Linked DNA regions of Homo sapiens: all the other regions are linked to region 1. A link is an interaction called in ENCODE POLR2A ChIA-PET data of the cell type or tissue named here. Cell type or tissue: HepG2. All regions are shown on one strand. Region 1 overlaps ZNF445 (zinc finger protein 445). Region 2 overlaps TCAIM (T cell activation inhibitor, mitochondrial). Region 3 overlaps TCAIM (T cell activation inhibitor, mitochondrial).

Region 1 (2,500 bases):
TTTTTACTAGAGACGGGGTTTCACCGCGTTAGCCAGCATGGTCTCGATCTCTTGACCTCGTGATCTGCCCGCCTCAGCCTCCCAAAGTGCTGGGATTACAGGTGTGAGCCACCGTGCCTGGCCAAAAAAATAATTTTTTTAAAAGGACTCCAGGCAATGATAGACTGGATTAAGAAAATGTGGCACACATACACCATGGAATACTATGCAGCCATAAAAAATGATGAGTTCATGTCCTTTGTAGGGACATGGATGAAGGTGGAAATAATCATTCTCAGTAAACTATCGCAAGAACAAAAAACCAAACACCGCATATTCTCACTCATAGGTGGGAATTGAACAATGAGAAAACATGGACACAGGAAGGGGAACATCACACTCTGGGGACTGTTGTGGGGTGGGGGGAGGGGGGGAGGGATAGCATTGGGAGATATACCTAATGCTAGATGATGAGTTAGTGGGTGCAGCGCACCAGCATGGCACATGTATACATATGTAACTAACCTGCACATTGTGCACATGTACCCTAAAAGTATAAAAAAAAAAAAAACAAGGACTCCAGGCATGGTGGCTCACACCTGTAATCCCAGCACTTTGGCAAGCTGAGGCAGGTGGGTCACTTGAGGTCAGGAGTTCAAGACCAGCTTGGGCAACATGGCCAAACCTTGTCTCTACAAAAATACAAAAATTAGCTGGGTGTGGTGGTGCACGCTTGTAGTCCCAGCTAGTCAGGAGGCTGAGGCTGGAGAATCGCTTGAGCCTGGGAAAGTGGAGGTTGCAGTGAGCTGAGATCGTGCCACTGCACTCCAGCCTGGGTGACAGGGTGAGACCTTGTCTCAAAAAAAAAAAAAAAAAAAAAGCAAAACGCAAAAAGCAGTGGTGACCATAGGTCATGAGCAACGTCAGCGGACTTTTGGAAGACATATACCTCAGGGAAGGCCATTACATGTTCTTCAGGCAAAAGGTGGTTAACTAACACTCAAAGTCTCATTGTGACCCTCCCTTCTGCTCCCTGCCCCAGCATTAGTAGCTGGGACCTCTCCACAGAAGCACAGATCCAAAGGCCACAGGGCCCCTCCCTGAGCACAGACACTATGTCAGCCCAGCAGTCCACTCCTCCACCATAGGTCTGAGTTCAGCTCCACAAGGTCCCTCTTCCAATCTCCCACCTTTCAACAATTCTAGCCACGTCTCTTTGTTCCTGCTTTGCACTTTGCTCCACATGAGGTGGGATCAATAAACTACCATCACTCAAAACTGGTTCGGATGTTGAAACTGATGACACTGCAGACACCAAGAGGTTATGAAAAAGTTTACTACTCACATGAGGCCTTCTAGGGAAAGCAAAGCGGGCACCCACGCCAGTCTGTTGGGCTTCAGTGAAAGGACGAACAAGTGGCTCTGGTTTTTGTTGTGGTTATGAGAGCTCAGTGCATTTGACAGTCAGGGTTTGCACAGTTTGAACTTCCCCTCTGACGCAAAGAGGAAGTGGCTGGGCTTTCTTATCAGCTTGTCCAGATCCAGGCAAACTGAGGGGGAGAGCTTGAATGCTATTAGCAGACAAACGTCAAACATGGGGAGACTCTATTCTAGCTCCCCCAGTCCTGGGGTGGCAGCTGCTTAGCAGTTGCTACCTCCAAGACACCTTGGCATTTTCTTCTTGCCTTTTTAGCTACTTAAATATAGTACACTTCTTTATAAGGTCTTTGCTAAAATAACTGGTGTGGTTTCTGGCAACTAAAACCTGGCTGATATAAAATCTCCTTGCTGTTCTTAGCAGGGTTAACATTAACTTTAAAAGGTGTGGTAGCTGGCATACAAGTATTTACTCTCCTTTTCCTCATCTAATAAAGTAGAATGAAAAACATCTCCATCTTCTGGATCCCATTTCTTCATTAAAATTATGAGTTTACAGCTTCTGGCTTCACTTGTTATTTATTAAGCAAAATTAAGGAGATTTAGGCAAGGAGGAGCTTATAATTTCCTATAAAGTGCATGTCTTGGTGACTGTGCGTCAGTATATAGAGAACATCCTCATTTTTAAAAAAACTGTGGCCTGGTATTTCATCATAGATGTACTAGAGTTACTTAAGCGTTCGTTTACTAATAGCCATTTGTATTGCTCCTGTTACCAGAAAGCGGTCGTGATCCAGTCCCCAAGAGAGAGTTCTTGGACCTTGCTCAAGAAAAGAATTCGGGCGAGTCCACAAAGTGAAAGTAGTTAATATTAAGAAAGTAAAGAAATACAGAATGGCTACTCCATAGGAAGAGTAGCCCCAAGGGCTGCTGGTTGCCTATTTTTATGGTTATTTATTGATTATATGCTAAACAAGGGGTAGATTATTCATAAGTTTCCCGGGAAAGGTGTGAGCAATTACCAGAACTGAGGGTTCCTCTCCTTTTTAGACCATATAGTGTTACTTCCTGATGTTGCCATGGCATTTTTTTTTTTTTTTTTTGAGACAGAGTCTTGCTCTGTCACCCAGGCTGGAGTGCAGTG
Region 2 (2,500 bases), 76 kb before region 1:
AATTCTGTTTGAAAGTTTAAATACATGAATGTGCTGTTCCTAGGCATGAGAGTCTCATAAGCAACTGAGATAGATTGTTACTAGTGTAAAACCAAATATTCATAAATATTTTTAATAGATGTATGCTCCTGTTAGTCAGGGTCAAGATTAGGCTAGGAATTAAATAACATCTTACATATATGTAGTGGTCTACTTAGGTTTCATTATTTCTCCAGGAAGACAGATGGAATTTTTAGAGGCAGATTATATCCTTTATAGTTGTTAAAATAAAAATATTATCATCAATCTGTTTTTATTTGTATGTGGTTGAAAGAGTCGAGCTCGTTCCTACAGCTACCACTAGTGCTTCTGCTACCACTCTCAGCTGGATTTGTCTTAAATATTGAATATACATGGAGTTAAAGAGTAAACTGAATTTAAAAGCTTAGTGGAAAACTTAGGAAGTTTCACACAGCAAATTAGGGACAGAGCTGGTACTAGAACTAATGTCTCCTTATTCCTAGTCCAGTGTTTTGATTTGTATACCACATTATCTATTAATTCTTCTTTTAAAATATTGTAATTAATCATTTTTCCTTTTGCCTTTATAACAAAGATTGGCCCTCTGACAAAGATTTAAAACATTTTTACTTCTGTAACATTTTTACCTGATTATAAAATTAAAATCAAGTAGATTTTTAAAAAATTTTTATTTCTAGAACACTAGAAATCATTAATCAGCTTTGAATAAATAAGATGGTGATAAGGTAAAATGTTTACTAGTGATTTTCATTACTGAAATTTTATGAGCCTTTAGCATTATTAATACATTGAAATCCTTAAAGGCTGAAATTATTTCTTCAGCTCCGTATCTTTTTGGTGGTTCATGAGGAAGTAAATGTTGTTATTAGAATAAATTTTAAAATAAGTTAAAGATTTGCTAAGAGCTTTCTGTGAATTAATGCTAAGACAAATAGCTGTAGCCAGCTCTGGCTGAGTAAAAACAGAATCCTTTACTTTCAGTTAATGGTTAACTTTGAATGATTTCTTAAACAAAAATAGCTTATAGCTGGGCATGGTGACACAAGCCTGTACTCCCAGCTACTCAGAAGACTGAGGTGGGAGAATCACTTGAGCCCAGGAGTTTGAGGCTAGCCTGGACAACTGGACAACACAGCAAGTCTGTCTTTTTTTTTTTTTTTTTTTTTTTTTTTCATACGGAGTCTCACTCTGTTGCCAGGTTGGAGTGCAGTGGTGCAATCTTGGCTCACTGCAACCTCTGCCTCCCAGGTTCAAGTGATTCTTCTGCCTCAGCCTCCTGAGTAGCTGGGACTACAGGCAAGCGCCACAATGCCCAGCTAATTTTTGTATTTTTAGTAGAGACGGGGTTTCACCATGTTGGCCATGATGGTCTCGATCTCTTAACCCCGTGATCCGCCCACCTCAGCCTCCCAAAGTGCTGGTGTTACAGGCATGAGCCACCGCACCTGGCTGAGACTGTCATTTAAAAAAAAAAAAAATGTAAAAGGTTACAGAAAAAATTAAACTAGAAATGGGAGAAAAGATATAGCATATATGACAAAAAGATGATGCTAATACATAAAGAGTTTTTACAAATTAAAAATAAACCAGAGTAGTTCCATTCCAAAAATGGAGAAAGACAATAAATAGACAGTTCAAGAAATAACACATATAAATGTCAGTTAAGTATATAAAAATCTTTAGGCCATGCGTGGTGGCTCACGCCTGTAATCCCAACACTCTTGAGAGGCCAAGGCAGGCAAATTGCTTGAGTCCAGGAGTTCCAGACCAGCCTGGGCAACATAGCAAAACCCCGTCTCTACTAAAAATACAAAAAATTAACCAGGCGTGGTGGCATGTGCCTGTAGTCCCCGCTACTCGAGAGCCTAAGGTAGGAGAATCACCTGAGCCCAGGGGGCAGAGGTTGCAGTGAGGCAAGATGGCAGGCACCACTGCACTCCAGCATGGGTGACAGAGTGAGACCCTGTCTCAAAAAAAAAAAAAAAAATCTTTAGCCTCAGTATTCGAACGCAAACTGAAATAATTAGGTAGTATTTTTTGCCCATTAATTTTTTTCTTTTTTTGCTGGTAATACCCATAAATGGTAAAAATACATTTTCCCACATTATTGATGGGTATATAAATTAGTGCAAACTACAAACTCTGCAGCTTGGAATTCTCTCCCCAAAGCCACAAAATTCTTCTTGGAATGTATCCTGAGGAACCAGTAAAGGATATTTGCAGTGTGGTACAGGCAATCCTCACTATATAGCAGCTCTTATGTTGGATTAAATAATGAGCTGATAAATTGAGATAGAAACAGATTTACTCCTTGACTTTGCACTTCTGAGGATGAGCTATTTTTTCTTAACCTCCAGTGCAGCAATTTGGGTTTTCCTTTCCTCCTTTACTGACTAGAATAATTCCCTTGCCAGTAGTTCTAAGTTTACCCAAATTATTGAACTAAAAAAAAGTATTTCTTAGTTGGCATGTTCTGGAT
Region 3 (2,500 bases), 80 kb before region 1:
ACAACATCAGTTAATGTGTGCTCCAGGAATACAAACTGATATGAAAAATGACTTATGGTAGATGTAGTTAAGACAGTCAATATATTTTAACATTAGAAAATACAGTCAGTCCTTCATATCCATGGGTTTTACATCCATGGATTCAACCAACCTCAGACTGAAAATATTAGGGGAAAAAAATACATCTGTACTACACATGAACAAACTTCTCTTTCTTGTCATTATTCCCTGAACAACACAGGATAACAACTACTTACATAGCACTTACATTATATTAGATATTATAAGTAATCTAGAAATGACTTAAAGTATATGGGAGGATACACATAGGTTATTTGCAAATACTACACTATTTTATATGAGAGACTTGAGCATTCGCAGATTTCGGTATCCACGGGAGGTCCTGGAACCAATCCCCTATGGATACCAAGGGACTGCTATGTATTACAAAGCCACATGCTTTGGAATTACTTCAGTGTTCCTTCTATTTTCATTAACACTGATATCTAGTTTAATATGAAAAGGAACTTGAAATCTTGAAAATTAGAACATCGTTATTTTTTTCTACTTGCAATGGAAAATCTATTTTGCTTTTTTGCTTCTAGGAAAATATTCTGATTATGATATGTGATATGTTGGCTACTCAAAGTCAGAACTTTTCAAAGTAATCAGTAAATTGAATCAACAGAAAAATATTCATTAACTCGGGGATGCATTAATAAAGTTTTTAAATTCAAAATGTATAGAAAAATCAAGCTTAGTAATACTTTAATATTATTCTACCAATGTATTTTTTTTAATTAAGACTTCTGTATGCAGCAGGGCATGGTGGCACACCTGTAGTCCCAGCTACTAGGGAGGCTGAGGCAGGAGGATTACTTGAGCCCAGGAATTCAAGCCTGGGCAACATAGTGAGTCCTCATCTCCTAAATTTAAAAAACAAACAACAAAAACTTCTACGTGTGGTAAAGGGTTAACTCAGCAAGCTTGGGTTGCTTAAACCTTGCACATTCCAAAGAAAGGTCTGACCCCAGTGCTGACCTTTGACTGGCTACTGGGAAATGAGCTCTGAGCCCCTGGATAGGAATGTTTCTGTTTGCCTGAGGCCTTTGACCATGCCAGATAGTTTATGCTAACAATGTGATTTATAGTGAATACCTGTTTTCCTGTGTCTAAGACCCTGGGCTGCACTGTATTAATTTGACCTTGGGTATTTGGGGAGCTGAGACTGAGTAGCTGAAGTGAGTCACATAAGCACTAAATGCTTACCTGACTGACCCCCAGTAAAACTCTGGACATCCAGACTTGGATGAGCTTCCTTGGGTGGCAACACTTTTACGTATTGTCACACACCATTGCTGGGGGGATTAAGCACTGTCTGTAAAACTCCACTGTGAAATGACAACTGGAAACTTGCACGTGGTCTCTCCTGATTCTGCTCTATTCACCTTTTCCCTTTGCTGATTTTAATCTCCATTCTTTTGTTGTAATAAACCATAATGGTGAATAAAACAGCTTGTCTGAGTTCTGTGAATCCTTCTAGTAAATCGTTGAACCTGAGAGTGGTCTTGGGGACCCCTGACACAATGTGCCTAGAGTTTAATGGTTCTGATAAGTTTACATTTTCGTGTTATCTTTAACTTGTATTTATTGACTCCTCCTTTGTGTCAAGCCCTTGCCCTAGCTGCTGCCTCTGTTTAGAGCATCCTTTTCCCAGATATCCCAGATATGGCTTGTCCTTTACTTTCTCACCTTTCAGTGAGGCTCTCCCAGACTACACTATTACTTGTGTTTGTTTTGTTTTGTTTTGTTTTTAAAACTACCCTATTTTAAATTGCCATCTCTGCTTTCCTTCCTAGCATTCCGTCCCCTCTTTACCCTGCAGTACTTGTTTTTTTTTCCTTTCCATGTACCCTATTTCCTTATTTGTGAGGTTTGTTGTTTATTTTTCTCCCCTCACTAAAATGCAAGCTCCATGAAGACTGTTCACTCTTCTTGTCACTCTTCTTGCCACCACATGTTCAGTTCAGTCTTCTTCCTACTATTAGAGAACACCCTTGCCCCTTTTCTTAGGAAGAGTGGCTTAAAGTCCCATCTATTCATAGCATCGAACTCAAAGTCCAGGGTTTCCCAGTGATGCACAGGATTTTTGGGTTTTTTAAAAAATCCTCTTTAATTTAATTTAAAAATCTGCAAAACATTGTGGGTTTAAAAAAAAAATCAAAACTAAATACAAAGTTTAATGAGAAGTCTCATTCCTATATTCCTGTTTCGTTTACCCAGTTCCTATTCACTTCCTATATATAATCTTTTTTTTTTTTTAATTTTTTTGGAGACAGAGTCTTGCTCTGTCACCCAGGCGGGGAGTGTGGTGGCACCATCAAGGGGCTCACTGCAGCCTCGAACTCCTGGGCTTAAGTGATCCTCCTACCTCAGCCTCCTGAGTAGCTGGGACCACAAGCATGTACCACCGTGCCCAACTAATTTTTGTATTTTTTGT

What was found. Peaks named below come from ENCODE experiments on the same cell type or tissue, not always from the same donor. Only the 100,000 strongest peaks of a DNase experiment are listed, where the experiment ranks them.
Region 2: POLR2A ChIA-PET joins it to region 1 with 23 read pairs; 4 of 35 experiments call an interaction of 5 or more read pairs at or near these places.
Region 3: POLR2A ChIA-PET joins it to region 1 with 16 read pairs; 4 of 35 experiments call an interaction of 5 or more read pairs at or near these places.

The regions. Positions count from the first base shown.
Region 1 is chr3:44,438,473-44,440,972 of GRCh38, forward strand. It overlaps ZNF445 (zinc finger protein 445), which reads right to left. Exons shown (of 8, transcript NM_181489.6): 8 at 1-2,500. It also overlaps the pseudogene C3orf86P. Among named protein-coding and RNA genes, the nearest start is that of LINC01988, 12 kb to the left of the region's middle. In HepG2, no CTCF peak of the experiment used is centred here; a DNase peak (open chromatin) is centred at 1,289; H3K4me3 peaks cover 1,536 bases.
Region 2 is chr3:44,362,755-44,365,254 of GRCh38, forward strand. All of the region lies in intron 4 of TCAIM (T cell activation inhibitor, mitochondrial), which reads left to right. Among named protein-coding and RNA genes, the nearest start is that of TCAIM, 25 kb to the left of the region's middle. In HepG2, no CTCF peak of the experiment used is centred here; a DNase peak (open chromatin) is centred at 1,057; H3K4me3 peaks cover 394 bases.
Region 3 is chr3:44,358,289-44,360,788 of GRCh38, forward strand. The region is part of intron 3 of TCAIM (T cell activation inhibitor, mitochondrial); the gene reads left to right. Among named protein-coding and RNA genes, the nearest start is that of TCAIM, 21 kb to the left of the region's middle. In HepG2, no CTCF peak of the experiment used is centred here; a DNase peak (open chromatin) is centred at 1,073; H3K4me3 peaks cover 213 bases.